Regions from separate parts of the Homo sapiens genome. Here region 1 is linked to region 2. Evidence: chromatin loops called from intact Hi-C (ENCODE). Cell type or tissue: heart right ventricle. All regions are shown on one strand. Region 1 overlaps LOC100506532 (a long non-coding RNA gene). Region 2 overlaps LOC100506532 (a long non-coding RNA gene).

Region 1 (2,500 bases), 53 kb before region 2:
TGGATCACTTGAGGTCAGGAGTTCAAGACCAGCCTGGCCAACATGGTGAAACCCCGTTTCTACTAAAAATACAAAAATTAGCCAGGTGGGGTGGCAGGTGCCTGTCATCCCAGCTACTTGGGAGGCAGAGGCATGAGAATCACTTAAACCTGGGAGGTGGAGGTTACAGTGAGCCGAGATGGCACCACTGCACTCCAGCCTGGGTGACAGAGGGGCTCTGTCTCTAAAAAAAAAAAATATAAAAAAGATACCCAAGAATAACAAAAAGAGAGAGGCGGGGCTGGAGTATTCTGTTATTGTGTCTCTGCGTGTGCCACACCATCCTGCCTCGTGCTGTGTGCCTCTGGGTGTCAGGGGCTCTGCCACTTCCTCTCGCCCGAGAGCTCACTGGAGGCTGGGAGGTCAGAGGAGGAATGGACCCTACCCCAAGCACCAGGCTGGATCAGAGCACATGGGCCACGTCGCTTCCTCTTATCAGAGGAAACTGCAGAAACAGCGACAGCCTCTTTGCCCTGTTCCTGGGGCGTGACCTGCTCCGTGAATTCGGTGTCTGACTCTCCTGTCTTTCTTTTCTCATCGGCGTGCTCGCAATCCTGGGTCTGGGTTCTCTCTGTGGATGAAGAAGGGGATCTGAGCTAGAAGCAGGATAATCTGAGCTAGAAGCAGGATCCGTCTGTGGTCAGAAATTGGCTCCTGGGACAGCTGGGGGGAGTGGCCATGACCAGGGCTGTCTTTTATTGAGCCCAGAGCCTTTTGGACGGGGGTACATCACAAAGTCATTTCCGCGTATGGATGGCCTACTAGGTGCCGGGCGCAGTGCGTCTGCTGACTCTCTGAAAGGAGAGTTTGTTTGTTTTCTATTTTATAGATGAGGGGACTGTGGAGTCAGTGGTAAAATGATTTGCTGTGGTTTGAACCCACGTCTGACCCCAGAGCCACTGTAACCCCTCCAGTATCCCGACCACTTCTTCCTGCCTCCACCTGCCTCTCAGGCCCTCCGGCCACGGTGCAGGAGGTGCTGGGTAAGTATTTGTCACCTGATTGTCAGAGGACAAGCCATTGCTAACTTGGGTGAAATTCTGCCCAAGTCCTGACAAGAAAATGGGCCACGGGCTCGGGATGTCGGACTTGCATTTTCTTGGAGGCTGATGGTGGTGCCCCTCGCCTGGCCCTTGCCTGGGCTACCCCTGGAGGTCTTGACCCGTGAGGCTGGGAGGTCAGAGGAGGAATGGACCCTACCCCAAGCACCAGGCCGGATCAGAGAAGAGGAGGCCTCCAGCTAAAGCCTGCATGACCCGCAAGAAGAGGAGGCCTCCAGCTAAAGCCTGATCTGCCTCTGAAGAATTTTCAATATGAGCATTAAGAAACAGTCCATATGGTTCAGAAAAGCCTGCTCACGCCCTTCCCAGCATCTGCTGCTGATTAAGGATAAGTGAGTTCACCCGGGGGCCCTGAGCACTGCTGGTTTGCGTGTTCTCTACATGGACAGCTGGGATTAAAGCGAGCTCCAGGGTTTTGTGCAATCCTTTAAGATAAGGAGTCCATTTGGGCTTTTGAGCAGATTGCTCCATGCAGCTGAAGTACTCCTGAGAGTCCGGAGTCAGAGCGGAGCCCACACCTCCTGGGTGGGGAGCTCGCAGGGAACGCGGGGCCAGTGAGGACCGCATTCCATTCACTAGTCCATTCATTCCCTTAGCCAGGTTCTTGCTCTGGGCTGGGTGCCCTGCACGGTGCTGAGGATACAGCGGGGAAAAAACCAAAACAGAACAAATCCAACCCAACCTGCTCCGGCCCCAACAAGCTAACAGCCTGGAGGTGTTAGCCAAGTGACCCGAGAACCAAGAGTGTAACATGGGCCATGCCAAGAGGGCGGGCACTCAGTTCTGTGGGGGCCAGAGTTGCCTCGGAGGTCAGAGAGGGCTTCCTGGAGGAAGCGGCATCTGAGTCAAGATTTTGAGGGATGAGTAGGAGTTAGTGAGGTGGAGAGCTGGGGCCGTAGCCTCGCCTCCGAGACAGAGGAGACAGGCTGTGCTCTGTGGCAGGAGGGAGTGGGGCCAGTGCCTGGGGTCTGCACAGACCAGGGAGTTGGTGACCCAGGACAGCAGGGAGGAGGTGGGGCCGGGGGCAGGGCCGCACGGTGGAAGCACCGAGGGGATTTCGACAATGACCACCCCCCTATCCCCTAGAGGGAGAGCTGGGAGCCAGGCTGCAGTAATGTCCCGGGGCCAGTTGTGGAGTTAACCCTTTAGTCCCTTTGAGACCCCGGTGTTTGGGGGATGGGGGTGGGGAAGTGACTGTGTACTGACCCTGACCTGTAAGGCAGTATTTCAATATCTGAAACCCTGGCCCAGCAGTCCTGGCGGCCCAGCCGCGTTGAAACCCTGGGAGCAAATGGCAGGATTCTAAGTGTGAGTGGAGAGTGTGGGGTGGGATGAAGGTGGGGCAGGGACGTCACCAGCTGCCACTCGGCTAAGCTCCCCTGACCGCAGGGTGAGGACAG
Region 2 (2,500 bases):
CTTGTTAAACATCCGTAGTTATTTTGAACGTCTTGGCATTTTACAGCTGAGCTCTCTTCTTCCTTTGCACGTGCTCCAGGCTTTTGTTTCTTGGTGGGAAAGCAGCTGATTATCGTGGAAGGATTTTGAGCCAATAGCCTCTGTGGGTCGGGCATGGCTGCCCCTCCTCGCTAAGCCTGTGTGGCTTCTTCATGCCTCACATGTGGATTCTCCACCCTCTCTGTGCAGGACAGGACTTGGGCAGGGGACACAGATGTCGTAGGGGTGTTTGAAGTGCCAGGAGGGGGTGTCATGTTTTCTGTTCATTTTTTTGTTTTGTTTTTTGTTTGTTTGTTTGTTTTTTGAGATAGGGTCTCCCTTTGTCACCCACGCTGGAGTGCAATGGTGTGATCTCGGCTCACTGCAACCTCCACCTCCTGGGTTCAAGCAATTCTCCTGCCTCGGCCTCCCAAGTATCTGGGATTACAGGCGTGTGCCACTGTGCCTGGCTAATTTTTGTATTTTTAGTAGAGACAGGGGTCTCACCATATTGGCCAGGCTGGTTTCAAACTCCTGACCTCAGGTGATCTGCCCACCTTGGCCTCCTAAAGAGCTGGGATTACAGGCGTGAGCCACCGTGCCTGGCCGATGTTTTCAATCCTAGACTAGCTTTCGTCCTTTCATCCTCATAGTATTAAAAGAAAAGTAAAATCCGGAGAAGTGCAAGGGGTAGGGCTGCGCTATCCTGCGGCGCCCACTTTCACCAGCTGCAGGGAGCCGCTGGCTTGCAGTGAGAGCAGCCTTTAGTAACTAAGGTTCCTTCCTTCGGCTCACTGGAATCAGCCAGAAAATACCAGCGGCATGAGTCATACATGGGTGCCATTCATCGTCCATGGGGCAGCAAAGGAGGCCATTGTCCCACCCCAGAGTGGGCTGCCCTGGAGGTGGGGTCCTCCCGTCCCAGAGGCTCCCGGCCCTGCAGCTTTCTCTAGGGTTCGGCTCCTTGGAGGCATCTGACTTGGCAGAGATGAGTGGCCGGTCTGGCCAAGCCCCCGAGATGGTGTTGGTCCTGCCTGTCTCCCTGTTCCGCCTCTTGTCTGACCTAATCCCTGGTTCCCCTCCCCTGACAGACACCCACCTACCCTGCTTCCCACGGTTCCCCGCACGGCACAGCCCAAGCTCTCCTAGCAGATGTTCTCAGCTGGACAGGGCAGGATTGTTGCCTTCAAACAACAACAGGCTAATTTTCTTTTCTCCTTTTAAAAAGCATCCATGTGCTCATAAGCAATGGGAGTGAATGAAGAGCCAGGCCCAGCAACAGAGGGGAGCCTGCCCACATGGAGCAAAAGGAGCCGGACACCAGATTCACCCACGGCGCGATCCCGGTGACGGAGGCAGTGTGAGCAGGCAGGCGGCGGCCACTCTGGGGAAGGGAGAAGGAATGAGGGTGAGAGGGGCACAGAGGGCCTCCAGGGAGACGGTCCTATTGTGCCTCTTCTCCTGGGTGTCTGTCACCTGCATGCAAACTTTGTGATCATTCACTGAGTCACGTTTTCTTACATGTCTCCTTAAAAACAGTTCTTAAAAGCTCCAATGTGTATTTCACTAAGATTCACTTTCCTGAGTTGTGAAGTCTGAACTGGGGAACATCTGGATTTCCAGGCCTCAGGACATCACAGACCACGTTTCACATATCAACAACACGACGCAGCATCGGTCAGGGTGGAAATTGAGAATGAAAACCTTTCCCAAAGGCCGGCCCAGAAGCAGGCCATCTCTTATCCTTGAAAAGTCCCCAAAGACTAGTTTTAGCATCTGAAACTCATCTTTCCCCTCCTAAATCTGAACTTTGTGTTGCAAGGAAACCTCACGTTGCAAGCGTGTGTGTGCCTTCTCCCGAGACCCAGAGCTCAGCCTGTGTCACACAGGGAGCCCTGTGGCTGGGTGAGGCTGTGCCCTCGCCGGTGAGAGGCAGCACTCCCTCCACCGTCCATCCTGGGTTGAGATTTCATTCTGCAGGGTGAGTGGAGTGCCGAGGCGCCGTGCCCTGGTTACAGGTTCCAAACTCACAGCTGCCTTGTCAAATGTCCCTGTCTCAGGCAGGAAGACCCTATGGTTTGATCTCTGGGACCCTTGTCTGTCTAGGACCCTGCTGGGGCCACCTGTGCCTTCTCCAGGCGCCGGAAGGGCAGGAGAGCCCCGCCATCCTATTTCCCAATCCCTGGGAAGAGGTTTGGTTGATGGGGAAAACTGCAGCGTGTGCTCCTTCTGGTGAGTTCTGCATTCTTTCCTAGTGAAGTATTGCGCATGGAAAACCAGAATATATGGTCAGCATTCTTCCTATAAACGGGCGATTGTACGCTGTACAAGAATGACTGAGCAATGCCTAGGGGGTGGCCACGGTGTCCCCTCCCCATCCATGTGGTCCCAGCATGGAACTGGGTGGCTCGGTACCCGACGGACACGTGGCTGCAGACGCGCTGTCTCGCTTCCGTATTTCCAGTGGGGACCTTGCCGAAGC

Evidence for each region. A loop is a pair of places that touch in the nucleus more often than their neighbours do. Peaks named below come from ENCODE experiments on the same cell type or tissue, not always from the same donor. Only the 100,000 strongest peaks of a DNase experiment are listed, where the experiment ranks them.
Region 1: it touches region 2 in a loop (2.3-fold over the local background); 2 of 110 quality-filtered maps call a loop at or near these places.

What each region holds. Positions count from the first base shown.
Region 1 is chr9:134,490,943-134,493,442 of GRCh38, forward strand. All of the region lies in intron 1 of LOC100506532 (a long non-coding RNA gene), which reads left to right. Among named protein-coding and RNA genes, the nearest start is that of MIR4669, 110 kb to the left of the region's middle. RefSeq lists an enhancer at 2,232-2,500. In heart right ventricle, no CTCF peak of the experiment used is centred here; a DNase peak (open chromatin) is centred at 1,469; H3K27ac peaks cover 1,467 bases; H3K27me3 peaks cover 1,086 bases.
Region 2 is chr9:134,543,674-134,546,173 of GRCh38, forward strand. It overlaps LOC100506532 (a long non-coding RNA gene), which reads left to right. Exons shown (of 3, transcript NR_188441.1): 3 at 1,247-1,590. Among named protein-coding and RNA genes, the nearest start is that of COL5A1, 97 kb to the right of the region's middle. RefSeq lists an enhancer at 1,582-2,347. In heart right ventricle, no CTCF peak of the experiment used is centred here; no DNase peak of the experiment used is centred here; H3K4me3 peaks cover 69 bases; H3K27ac peaks cover 2,107 bases; H3K27me3 peaks cover 1,185 bases.